Linked DNA regions of Homo sapiens: region 1 is linked to region 2. A link is a contact called in ENCODE Hi-C or POLR2A ChIA-PET data. All regions are on one chromosome and are shown on one strand. Each heading gives the region's core, a stretch centred on a gene start or an enhancer-like site at or near the end of the contact. The rest is flanking DNA. Distances are from core to core; before and after follow the strand shown.

What was found. A loop is a pair of places that touch in the nucleus more often than their neighbours do. ChIA-PET counts read pairs that join two places held with the same protein, here RNA polymerase II (POLR2A). Pooled maps may share reads with other maps.
Region 1: a pooled map shows a loop between it and region 2 (2.5-fold over the local background). The contact joins two enhancer-like sites. A Hi-C loop is called at or near these places in 3 of 50 pooled maps. POLR2A ChIA-PET finds 5 or more read pairs at or near these places in 2 of 52 experiments (HEK293T and activated B cell).

The regions. Positions count from the first base shown.
Region 1 is chr1:161,180,847-161,187,565 of GRCh38, forward strand. It overlaps ADAMTS4 (ADAM metallopeptidase with thrombospondin type 1 motif 4), which reads right to left. Exons shown (of 9, transcript NM_005099.6): 9 at 3,456-6,719. Among named protein-coding and RNA genes, the nearest start is that of B4GALT3, 6.7 kb to the left of the region's middle. RefSeq lists enhancers at 1,519-1,578, 3,903-4,102, 4,873-4,922. Within about 2 kb of position 5,130, at least 19 of the 41 ENCODE cell types and tissues checked have a DNase peak (open chromatin) inside an H3K27ac peak, as active enhancers do.
Region 2 is chr1:160,448,242-160,455,348 of GRCh38, forward strand. No RefSeq gene overlaps it. Among named protein-coding and RNA genes, the nearest start is that of VANGL2, 51 kb to the left of the region's middle. RefSeq lists an enhancer at 5,152-5,201. Within about 2 kb of position 5,254, at least 2 of the 41 ENCODE cell types and tissues checked have a DNase peak (open chromatin) inside an H3K27ac peak, as active enhancers do.

The DNA of each region.
Region 1 (6,719 bases), core at 3,880-6,379, 730 kb after region 2:
TTTAATGAGAAACAAAACTTAGGAAGAAGCACATTTTGGGGAAGGGGTAGAGATGACAAACTTTAGACATAATGAGTTTGAGGTGCCTGTGAAGGCTCAAAATGAGATAATGCTGGGTTTAAATACAATACCAACTTTGAAACCCATTGGCTGTGTACTGAGCAATACACTCTGGATTTCATCTGTAAAATGAACTCTAGCCTTAAGGGGTTTTGTGATCATTAGAACTATGGAAAACTTTTGAGCACAAATAGAAGCCAAGACAAAGCCTTGATTTTTTTTATTATAATTTTTTTTTTTTGAAGAGACAGTCTCACTATGTTGCCCAGGCTGGTCTCAAACTCCTGGGTTGAAGTGATCCTCCCGCTATGGCCTCCCAAACTTGATTTTTTGTTTGTTTTACTTTTATTATTTTTTATTATTATTTTTAGCTTCTGATATAGTATAACTCAAAAAGCCTTGATTTTTTAAGAATATCACTGTGTAGTGGAAAAGACAGACTTAAACAGATCATTGAAATGTGGTTCTTGGCCTGGCATCATGGCTCACGCCTGTAATCCCAACACTTTGGGAGGCCCAGTTAGGTGGATCAGTTGAGTTCAGGAGTTTAAGATCAGCCTGGGCAATATGGCAAAATTCCCTTCCAAGAAAAATACAAAAATTAGCTGGGCATGGTGGCTCACAGCTGTAGTTCCAGCTACTCACAGGGCTGAGGTGGGAGGATCACTTGAACCCAGGAGTTCAAGGCTGCAGTGAGCTGATTGCACCACTGCACTACTCCAGCCTGAGTGATAGAGCCAGATTCTGTCTCAAAGAAGAAAGAAAGAGAGAAAGAGAGAAAATGTGGTTCTCCCAGAGGACCCTTCCTTTGAGCCTCTGTTCCTCCATCGCGTTCTGTCTTACAGGACTGACCCTCACTTTCTTTTTTTTTTTTGGGATGGAGTTTCTCTCTTGTTGCCCAGGCTGGAGTGCAACAGCATGATCTGCAGCTCACCGCAACCTCCGCCTCCTGGGTTCAAGTAACTCTCCTGCCTCAGCCTCCCAAGTAGCTGGGATTACAGGCATGTGCTACCACGCCCGGCTAATTTTGTATTTTTAGTAGAGACGGGGTTTCTCCATGTTGGTCAGGGTGGTCTCAAACTGCTAACCTCAGGTGATCTGCCCACCTCGGCCTCCCAAAGTGGTGGGATTACAGGCTTGAGCCACCGCGCCCAGCCTTCACTTTCTGTCTCCTTCTGTATCTAACCATCTTCTTTTTTAGAGTCAGAGACTCACTCTGTCACCCAGGCTGGAGTGCAATGGCATGATTATAGCCCACTGCAGCCTTGAACTCCTGGGTTAAGGTGATCCTCCTGCCTCAACCTCTCAAGTAGCTAGGACTACAGGTGTGTACCTAGCTAATTTAGTTTTTTGTGGAGACGGAGTCTCACTCTGTTGCCCAGGCTGGTCTTGAATTCCTGGCCTCAAGTGAGCCTCCTGTGAGCCACCACAAAGGCCTATCTACTATCTTCTGGCCATTCCTTTACATTAATTTGTAAGCTCCCTGTTTTCAAGAACCTTCCCTTCTGCTCTGTCTCACCCTGGCCACACCCTGGACTTAGTCATCACCTAGAACTGTTATGTTTCTGAAAACTTAAATTTTAACATGCTGGTTTCCACCACAACATCCTGTCTTTCAATATTCTGAATAAATCCTGGGGCCCACACTGGCCCAGTCATGGCACATAACACAATAGAAGAAACCCAGTTTAGTAATCAAAAACTAATTTAAATCTCTACTTAATTTCTCAAGGAAATATCAGAGACAGGGGAAAGGGGCAGTGGATTAGGAGCACATTTTAATGGACAGCCCAATGTCTTTAAAATCCTCTGTCTCGGCCGAGCGCAGAGACTCATGCCTGTAATCCCAGCGCTTTGGGAGGCCGAGGCAGGTGGATCACCTGAGGTCAGGAGTTCGAGACCAGCCTGACCAACATGGTGAAACCCTGTCTCTACTAAAAATACAAAAATTAGCCGGGTGTGGCAGCACACGCTTGTAATTCCAGCTACTCGGGAGGCTGAGACAAGAGAATTGCTTAAACCTGGGAGGTGGAGATGGCGCCACTGCACTCCAGCCTGGAAAACAGAGGGAGACTCTGTTGCAAAAAAAAAAAATATTCCTCTCCCTCTTCCATTCAACATTTTCTACTTGGATGTTATTTCTTCCCAAAACTATCCCTTCCAACTCCCCTCAGCCTACACTGTTGTTCCAGATCTCTCTCCCACTCAGCTCTTTCTCTTACCATATTATCCTCCAGTTTCTGGTTTTCTGGTCTGTTCTCTTTACCTCTTTACCTCACTTTGGTTTTGTATAACATAGAAGAACCTGAACCTGACCTAGCAAACAGAAATCATGCCCCCCTGACACCCTCCCACCATCCATGGGTTCCCTGCAGTCTTACAGCTTTCTTTTTTTTTTTTGGAAACAAGTTCTCATTCTGTCACCCAGGCTGGAGTGCAGTGGCACAATCACAGCTCACTGCAGCCTCCACCTCCTGAGTTTAAGTGATCCTCCCACCTCAGCCCCCACCCCATTCCCTGAGTAGCTAGGACTACAGGCGTGCACAAGCACACCTGGCTAATTTTTTTTTTTTTTTTTTTTTTTTTTTTTTTTTTGAGATGGAGTCTTGCTCTGATGCCCAGGCTAGAGTGCAGTGGCATGATCTTGGCTCACTGCCACCTTTGTCTCCCAGGTTCAAGCAATTCTTCTGCCTCAGCCTCCCAAGTAGCTGGGATTACAGGTGCCCACCACCGTGCTGGCTAAATTTTGTATTTTTAGTAGCTATGGGGTTTCATCTTCTATCTACTAGGCTGGTCTCGAACTCCTGGTCTGGTCTCGAACCAGAGACCAGATTCTCAAACCAGGCTGATCTTGAACTCTGACCTCATGATCCACCTGCCTTGGCCTCCCAAAGTGCTGGGATTACAGGCATGAGCCACTGCACCCTGCCTTTTTTTGTATTTTTTGTAGAGACCAGGTTTCATCATGTCCCCCAGGCTGGTCTTGAACTTCTGGCCTCAAGTGATCCTCCCACCTTGGCCTCCCAAAGTGCTGGGACTACAGGTATGGGTCACTGTGCCCAGCCTTACTGCTCACTTCTAGAAGGAGAGACAGGCACCTCCTCCAGAAACACTTCTGTGGCCTCATATTCTGTGCTAGGTGCCCCTCCTTGATCATGGCACCTATCACAGAAGTCTGAAATTTTTGTCCTACTTGACTGTCTCAGCCACCAGATTGTGAACTCTGAGGATTAGGACCATGTCTTTCCTTTTATCATCCCTTCAATGTAAGCCAGAACTTTTTGCACAAATTTACAAAATGGCCCTTAGATCTGACCTAGACAGTTCCTTGATATAACTGTTTTCTCACGTGAATGCAGGGGTTAGAAGTCAGGGAGCAGACAAAGGAAGAGATATAAGGAAAGGAGAACTGGCCTTTATTGACCACTTACTAAAAGCCAGACACAGTGCCAAACATTTACATCATCATATTCTTAAGTCTGGACCTCTCTATAAGGCAGGTAATAGTACAAACGTTTTGTAGGTAAGGAAACTGAGGTTTACAGAGATCAAGTAATTAAGGTTGCATCATTACAGGTAAGTAAGTAGCAAGGCTTAGATTCAATTTGACTCCAAAAATCCATGTCCTTTCCACATGCTGTGGAATGTTTACAATGTTTACAACCCATTGGCTTATTTATTGAACAAATAAATGGGATAAACAGTCAATTCTCAATGCACGATTAGGTCAATTAATATCTTTTACTCTTCAGATCCATTTTCAGGTGAAAATTCTTACATTTTCCGCTCCCTACTACTTATTTGCATCTATATTATCAACAGAATGTGTTGGCCAGGCACCCTGGCTCACACCTGTAATCCCAGCACTTTGGGAGGCCGAGGCAGGCAGATCACTTGAGCCCGGGAGTTCAAGACCAGCCTGGGCAACATGGAAAACCCCGTCTCTATACTAAAAATACAAAAAATTAGCTGGGCATGGTGGTGCATACCTGTAATCCCAGCTACTTGGCAGGCTGAGGCAGGAGAATCACTTGAACCTGGGAGGTGGAGGTTGCAGTGAGCCGAGATCACGCCATTGCACTCTAGCCTGGGTGACAGAATGAGAATCTGTCTTAAGAAAAAAAAGAAGAAAAAGAAAGGCAGGGGGGGAGGGGGGAGGGATAGCATTAGGAGATATACCTAATGCTAAATGATGAGTTAATGGGTGCAGCACACCAGCATGGCACATGTATACATATGTAACTAACCTGCACATTGTGCACATGTACCCTAAAACTTAAAGTATAATAATAATAAAATAAATTTTAAAAAAAAGAGAGAATGTGCTAGTGTGTCTCTGTGAAGTTGGATGTGTGTTATGTCAATGTGTCACTGTTGGTGTGGGTGTATGGTGCCTGTTTGTTGTGCCAAGACTGTGAGGGATACTTAATCTACTTCCTCCCCTCCCTTTCCTTCCTAATGCTACTTAAGTACCCTGGGTCTGTCCCCATGTAAGATCCTGCCTGGGGAAGTTGTTCAGTGTTGTTGCTCCCCCGCCTTCCCTGACCCCCCTCTTTCTGAGCATTTTTAGCACTCGTGGTTTCCTCCAGCTGTCATCTGGTTTCTCGTGGTGCCAATGATTTTGGCTTGGCCCCAGCAACAGTCAATGGGGAAGGTACTCAATTGGTTCAGAAACATCCTCTCAGCCAATAAAATGTTAATACATTGAAATCCACTTTCTTCTCCCTTCCTCCCCCACAAGCCCTGACCAATGAGATGCTAGTTTTGTCACTTACTGCCAATCTGGTATTTTAGAAAACAAAATACTGTAATACTGTATGAAGATTACAGAAATGAGACTAGAGATGGAAGAGAAGTGTAAATGCCGATTCCACAGCACACTCCAGGAACCCTGGCTGTCCCACCTCCATTACAAAAATAGTGGCTGGACAAATGTCCAGATTTCCTCTGTTTGAACCACAGAAGCAGAGAATCTCAGGGGCAGAAGGGACTTTAGGAAATTGGCCCAACTTATTGCTTCAACTTCCTCCCCCACCTCAAACACATACTCATGCACAACACTTGCCATCTCATAAAATGGTTGTCCAAACTCTTCTTGAACTTCTCTAGGGACAGGGTTCTAATCCCTTGTCATTCAATGCCTTTTCTTTTTCCATTTCCTCTTTTCATCTCCAGGACCAGATACTTGAATTGTTTCAGTGCCTCCTTACTTCCTGTTATTACTGTTTCTGTTCCTCCTTATATATCTACACCCCAGCTCAGGCCCACGAGGGCAATAAGTAGGCAGATGGGAAACAGAGCTCACTGTGGCTCTTACAGGGAGATATGTGCCCCCCCACAATCCCATCCCTAGCAAGAACTTGTTGGACTCCTATTAGGTAAAGCCTACCTACAATCTGGGTCTTGGAGGTGTGGTAAGGCAGAGACCATTCCAGAAAAGGGTCAGGCCTTGCCTGGGATTGAGGGCTGAGATGCCCATCACTTCTCTTCGATGAGCTAGCTCTCTCTGCCCCTCTTTCACTCTAGCTCCTGCTTACTTACCCAATCACAGAGGTGGCCCCTAAGCTCAGTCTCATTTTCAGAAAAACTTACTTATGCCAGTGAGAACCCTACTTGGTGAGCGAAGGGCTTTCTCTTAAAATAACAGGCAGAAAAGTGATTTAAAAGTGAATCTACACCTGTAGTCCAAGCTACTTAGGAGGCTGAGGTGGGAGGATTACTCGAGCCCAGGAGTTCAAGGCTGTAGTAAGTTATGATGGTGCCACTGCACTCCAACCTGAGCCACAGAGCGAGACTGTCTCAAAAGAAAAGGCCAGGCATGGTGGTTCACACTGGTCATCCCAACACTTTGGGAGATCGAGGTGGGAAGATCCCTTGAGGCCAGGAGTTCAAGACCAGCCTGGGCAATATGATAAGACCTCGTCTCAACCAAAAAAAAAAGTAAATTAGCTGGGTGTGGTAGCTCGTGCCTGTAGTCCTAGGTACTCAGGAGGTTGAGGTGGGAGGGTTGCTTGAGCCTGAGAGTTCAAGGCTGCAGTGAGCCAAGATCACACCACTGTACTCCTGCCTGGTCAACAAAGGGAGACCCTATCTCAAAAAAAAAAGTGTATCTCCATGAACATTAAAGGAAAGTGAGAAGGGCTATCATGATGACCTGTTCTCCAGGGCCCAGCCCAAGGTAGCCCTCCATAACCCTCATAGTCCATTCAGTTCAGGGCTCATTAGGCTCTTATCTTCTAGTCCCTTTTACTGTCCCATTGCTTCTGTTTGCGGGGAAGGTGGAGTGGGAGCAGTATACAACCTCCCCTGCCCAGAATGCAGTGTGAACCCCTTTAGGACAGTCGTATATATTGTTTGTATTTGTACCTTACATCTACTTATCACAGAACTCTGCTCATTGTACCATCAACTCATAGTATCAAGGTCCATAAACATACTATCTGTGGTCTCATTTTGCAAACTAGATGAAACGAGTAAAGATCACTATTGTCTTGTCTCCATCTTCTTCAGCCTGGTTAGTAGGAGGACCACAGGAAGGGCCAGGGGGCCAAGCCTAGCAGGGAGAACCGTGTTTACTGGAGAGAAGAGAGTGTGGGCAGTCTTTTCTCATTGCTGCAGAGGAAGCAGGCGCTGTGCTGGCTGGTGTAGAGTACAGGGTG
Region 2 (7,107 bases), core at 4,004-6,503:
TATTTTAATGAACTATATTAATTCATTCATATGCATATATATATATATACACACACACACACATATATATATATATATATTTTTTTTTTTTTTTTTGAGAAGGAGTCTTGCTCTGTCACCCAGGCTGGAGTGCAGTATGTGATCTCAGCTCACTGCAACCTCCATCTCCTGGGTTAAAGCGATTCTTGTGCCTCTGCCTCCCGAGTAGCTGGAATTACAGGCATGCGCTGCCATGTCTGGCTAATTTTTGTATTTTTAGTAGAGAGAGGGTTTCACCATGTTGGCCAGGCTGGTCTCAAACTCCTGACCTTAAGTGATCCACCCGCCTTGGCCTCCCAAAGTGCTGGGATTACAGGCATGAGCCACCATGCCCAGCCAATTCATTCATATTTAATGAACCTATTTAATGAACTACTATATCCTGGTTTAATGAACTAGTTTAAAGTTAAGCAAACCCTAATATAAGCAGCACACAGTTTAAAGAGTAGAGCATTGCCCTCTATGTGCCCCTCCTCCTCCTCCTTGCCCTCTGTAGATAATACTATGCTGACTTTTGTGATAATCATTTCTTTTCTTTGTAGTTTAACAACTGTGTTGGCATCCTTACAGAATATAGTTAGTTTTGCTTGTTTATGTCTTTATATAAATGGGTTATACTGCAAGTGTTCTTTTTCAAGTTGCTTTTTTCATTCAATATTAGGTTTATGAGATTTTCCAGACTGATGCATGCATTTATAGTTTTAATTAATTAATTGATTTTTATTTCAATAGCTTTGGGGGTACCAGTGCTTTTTAGTTACATGGATGAATTGTAGAGTGGTGAAGTCTGGGCTTTCAGTGTATCCATCACCCAAATTAGTGTACATTGTACCCAATAGATAATTTTTCATCCCTTATTCTCATCCCAACTTCCCCCTTTGTGAGTCTCCAATGTCCATTACACCACTCTCTTAGATTTCCAATCCATGAGCATGAGATGTTTGTTTGTGTCATCTATGATTTCTTTCAGCAGTGTTTTGTGGTTCTCCTTGTTGGTTAAGTATATTCCTAGGTATTTTTTTTTGCTAGCTATTGTAAATAGGATTGAGCTCCTGATATGATTCTCAGCTTGGTTGTGTTGGTGTATAGCAGTGTTATTGACTTGTATACATTAATTTTTGTAACCTTAAGATTTGATGAATTCATTTATCAGATCTAGAGATATTTTAAACAACTAAACTAGATCTACACTTGGATCCAGCAATTCCGCTACTGGGTGTCTACCCAGTAGGAAGGAAAATAAGTCATATTAATAAAGACACTTACACATGTATGTTTATTGCAACACAATTCATGATTGCAAAGATAAGGAATCAACCCAAGTGCCCATCAACCAATGAGTGGATAAAGAAAATGGTGTATATACATGCCACGGAATACTACTCAGCCATAAAAAAGAATGAAGTAATGTATTTTGAAAAAACTTGGATGGAATTGGAGGCCACTATCCTAAGCGAGGTAACTCAGGAACAGAAAACCAAATACTGCATGTTCTCACTTTTAAGTGGGAGCTAAGCTGTGGGTATGCATTTATAGGGTTTTTTTTGTTTGTTTTTTTGTTTTTGTTTTTTTTTTTGAGATGGAGTCTTGCTTTATTGCCAGGCTGGAGTGCAGTGGCACTATCTCGGCTCACTGCAACCTCTGCCTTCAAATGATTCTCCTGCCTCAGCCTCCCAAGTAGCTGGGACTACAGGCACATGCCACCACGCCCAGCTAATTTTCGTATTTTTAGTAGACACGAGGTTTCACCATATTGGCCAGGATGGTCTTGATCTCTTGACCTCGTGATCCGCCTACCTTGGCCTCCTAAAGTGCTAGGATTACAGGTGTGAACGACTGCGCCTGGCCTATAGTTTTTATTGTTGTTGTATGATATTCCGTTCTGTGAATAAATCACAGTGTACTTATTCATTCTACTGTTGAAGAGCATTTTGGTTGTTTCTGGGTTTTAGCTAATTAGCACAACACTCCCGTGAACATTCCTACATGTGTCTCCCGGTGCAGATGGCAGAAATCCCTCCAAGTCTAGTGTACATATTTATGGGTAGATTTACTGAGTGGAAGACAAAGCTAAACCATTTACACTAAATGACTCTGCACCCAGCAGGTACCAAGTTTCCATTGCTCCACATCCTCTCTTACACTTGGCGTTATTAATTTTAATGTGTTTGTCATCTAGGGGTGTGTAGTGATCCTTCGCTGTGATTTTAATGTACATTTCCTGGATTATTAAAGAGGGTGAACAATTTTACGTATCTTCAGTGATCATTTGGATTTCCTCTTTGCCCTTTGGGAAATGCTGTTCATGTGTCTCCCTCTCTCTCTCTCTCTGTGTGTGTGTGTGTGTGTGTGTGTGTGTGTGTTCACAGGAATTCATTACATGTTTCTGGATATTAGTCCTTTGTCAGTTACATATACTGTAAATATCTGCTCCCAGTTGTGGCTTGGTTTTTACTTTCTTTATGGTTTCTTTAAGTAAAAGGATTTTTAAAAATTTAATGTATGTGTATGATTAGTGCTTTTTATGTCTTGTTTAAGAAATCCTTTTTTATGCCAAGATCATGAAGATATTCTCCTATATTGCCTTTTAAAATCTTTGTATTTTTGTCTCTTACATTGAGGTCTTTCATACTCTTAGAATTGAGTTTTGTGTATGGCGTCAGGTAGTGGGAGGAGGTCTAGTTGTTCCAGTGTGATTTATTTTTAAAAATCCATTGTTTTCCTACTGATACGCATTGCTATCTTTGTTATGTATCAGTTTTCCGTGGCTTTTTCCAGTGGGGTAATCACTGTCCCCTGTTCACTTTTGAGAACAATTGATGATTAACTTTATGTACTTGTTCTCTCCTCCGTTTATTTTTTCTATGTGGTTATTTTACAGATGTAGTATCATGAAAACACTACAGTGTAATCAGTATTATCTCTTAACTTCCTTGATTTAACTCTAGTCAGACTACCCATTCATGCCTTGTAAGTCCCCTTGGATGCTGTGTCCCCATCGGTGGCCTCGTCCCAAGTCATGCAAATCAGAGCTGCGTGTTTGGTAACTGTTATGAATAGTTGACTCTCAGGCTTTGATACCTGGGGAGAAGAAGGAGAAAATTCAAGTCACTAAGCAAATAATTTGGGCAGTGAACTAAAGGAGTAGTACCTGCAGAAGTTGCATACTAAGCTGGAAGCAAGAGGTTCTCCATCCTTTCTTTAGCTATTTTTTGTGTGATCCTGTTCTCAGTTTTCTTATTTGTTGGGCTACATGAGCTACACTATCTCTTTCACTTCTAAAATTCAAATGAGACTCTGTCACCATCTTTCTGTGTGACTATATGTATCTAAATATCTTTTTGGTTTTCCTTTCCATAGCTCCAGTTTCTCTTACAGAGACTATTTAGAGTGAGTACTAAGTAAATATTTGATTTCTTCCTGCTTTGGGTAGAACAGCGCTGATGTATCTAAGGAGGAAATGGAAAAGAGGACTCTTAGTTGATGAGAGTTGATGAGAAGTTTATGAGAAAGGGCGAAGAGCCACCCAGTCTGCCCCTGGGGTCACTTTGAAGCTTAAAACAATACGTCTTCTTTGAACCTGTTTCCTCCACTAGCAAATGAGGATATCAATAGCTACCTCACTTTATAAACTTGTTGGGAAGATCACATCAGATATTATACCTGTAAATAATAAAGTATCTTTTAAATGGAAACAACTGTATAGGCATTCACTAGGCATCCACTCTGCCACATCTTATTTGCATAGCTTCTTAAGGTTTCAAAGACCTTTCACACACATCTCACTTGACTCTTACAACCTACCTACTAAGGAGGCAAAAATGACAAGGAATAGTTGTGTTTGTCCAGGGGCACACAATCAGAATTTTAGAACAGATATTACCAGCTGTCTCGTTTACCTTTCCTAATCCTCATTGTACAAATTAAAAAGCTCAGGTTCAGAGAAGTTAGAAGACTTGGCCAGGATCACACACAAGTACACTATCAGGGAACATGCCTTCTTGCATCTACTCCAGTATTCCTCCCATGATACCATGTTGTCTCTAAAGAAGTTCTGGACTGTGAAATGCTTGAGGACTGGGATCATAAATCCAGCCTTGGTAATTTTGTTTCCAGATTGTAATTTTCCAGGCACCTAGCATATTTGCTATCCTTGCATTTCTTTCTTTCTTTCTTTCTTTTTTTTTTTGAGACAGAGTCTCGCTCTGTCGCCTAGGCTGGAGTGCAGTGGCCCGATCTCAGCTCACTGCAACCTCCGCCTCCCGGGTTCAAGCGATTCTCCTGCTTTGGCCTCCTGAGTAGCTGGGATTACGGGGGCATACCACCACACCCGGCTAATTTTTGTATTTTTAGTAGAGACGGGTTTTCACCATGTTGGCCAGGCTGGTCTCAAACTCCTGACCTCAGGTGATCCACCCGCCTCGGCCTCCCAAAGTGCTGGGATGACAGGCATTAGCCACCGCGTCCGGCCTGTCCTTGCATTTCTTGGTGGTTTACAGGATTATGACTTCTCCTTCTGTCTTTTCACTCACCCAATGTAATACACAAGGATCAATCATGCAAGTTATTATCAACTTAGTAAAAAGTGAGTAAATTTGCTGAATAAGATATGTTTTTTTGAGACAGCATCTCACTCTATCGCCCAGGGTGGAGTGCAGTGGTGTGATCTTGGCTGACTGCAACCTCTGCCTCCCAGGTTCAAGCGATTCTCATGCCTCAGCCTCCCGAGTAGCTGGGACTACAGGCATGCGCCACCATGCCTGGCTAATTTTTGTGTTTTTAGTAGAAATGGGGTTTCACCATGTTGGCCAGGCTGGTCTCGAACTCCTGACCTCAAGTTATCCACCCACCTCGGCCTCCCAAAGTGCTGGGATTACAGGCGTAAGCCACCATGCCGGGCCAGAATAAGATATTATATACCAAAATGTAAATAATCTTAGTTTTAGTGATTTTGGTCTACTTTACCGATAGGGCCTCTTGACACGGTTGATATCAAAGTGCTGCCTTGAACGGTTTTATGCGGTCCCTTGGACTTTCCCATTGATGTCTCCTAACTTTTTACTCTGTTGCTCTTTGTCCTTTACCCAGAACATGCTCCATAGCCATCCACCAGTGCCAGCCCATCTTTGAATGCTGTACTCAATTCCCTTGGCCTTTGCTTCTGCTTTAAAGCTGGCAGGCTTCTTTTACTTATATCAGCTTTCTGTTTGAACCTCAAATGCTCAAAAATAATTCCTTTTAAACATTTCCTGCCACCTTTCTTGGATACTAATGTAGTTCTCAGAGTGTATGGGGGATTACTCATATAAAGCCTCAGTGCTTCAAAGTGAGGAATAACTGTGTAATAAATAGATCTGGCCGAGGATGAAATGAGTGTTAAACAAGACAGTCGCTGATATCACCGGACGTTGTCTAGCTAGGCTGGGTAACTACCCATCAGACGTGTTACAGAGGCATTTAAACAGGTGATGGGAGTTTAAGGTGGCCTTAAGAGCTTTCCGACACTAAAAATGTCGTGATTCTGTGTTAGCAAATTTACTAGCAGATTGACTGCTCTTCTACTTTTATGAGTCTCCTAAACTGAAAATGGGCATGAGGGATCTTTTTGGGATGGTGAAATGTTCTAATATTAGACTGTGGTGATGGTTGTCCAACTGGATACATTTACTAAATATCGTTGAACTGAATACTTCACACCAATGATTTCATGGTATGGGAATTATGCCTCAATAAATCTGTTTTTAGAAAGTCTCTTAAGACTATAACTGCCATATTTTGAAAACAATGTATTTATTTTAAAACATACATTATATAGGTTTAAAGTGTATGCTAATAATTTATACACTTTTAAGAGGCTAGATATTCAAATAAGAAGTTAAATTTAATACCTGGAAAATTATCTAGAATATATTAAAATGATGCACACTTAAACATGGATGTAAATCACTACCAAAGCTGTTGCCCTATTTTAAAAAATTATTTAGTTAGTTTTAAATTTACATACAGTAAAACTTATTCTTTGTGGTATATAGTTTCATGGATTTTTGCAAATGCATATAGTCCTGTGACCACCCTCACAATCAAGATGCAGAACAGTTTCATCACCCTCAAAAATTCCCTTGTGCTACCAATTTGTAGTCATCCTCTCTCCCCACCTGCAACTCTGGCAACCACTGATGACTTCTCCGTCATTATAGTTTTGCCTTTTCAATGACATTATACAATATATACAGTTTGAAGAGAGATTTTCAAACTTAAAATTTATTCATTTTAATAGTTGAATTATGAAAATAATGGTTATTTTGGGGTTGGAGGGATTTCCCTGCTGGTAACTAGTCAGATGAAGAAGAGTGAGGTAGACGGAGGCAGTATAAGACTAGCCTGAATTCAGTCACACTTGTAGAATCACAGGTGGTTAGACTTGGAAGGGTTTTTGGAGTCATTTAGCTAACATCCCAATATGAAGAAACTGAGGTCCAGAGGGAAGAATGAGTCTCAAACTTGCGCAACTGTGTGGAGCTGGCCTAGCCCTCAATTTCCCAATAGTCAACTTCAGTATGCTTTCAACTACTATACGCCCTGATTCGTACTATCAGTTTTGCCTGACTCTGAGTTCTAGCACAAATTCTTCCCCTTTGAAATTCCTCTGCCACATCCCTGATTGCTGATGATCAAAACAATACTTGATATTTATCACTAGCACTGGAAAAAAGGACAATTTCTGAACTATCATCTCATTAAGTTATGATTCCTGACTCTTTGCATCATGAAACCATAACTCATTCACGACTCTTAACTCATCATTACTGGATGGGTGTTCATTCTGTTATAGGCAAAATGCCCAAGAGAAAATATACAATCCAGAATTAAGTCATTTTGAAAGGCAAGAACTGGAAAGACCATTAGAAATAACTTGAGGTGGTTTTTAGGCATCCTTAGGCATCTCCAAAGTTCCCACTGGGAGCACCTCAGGAGAGGGGTAAGGAAAAGGCTCAGTGGTAGCTGTGCCACCTCCTCTGATAAAACCATTTGTGATCACTTTCATTCTTCCTGAAAGGCTTCCTGTAA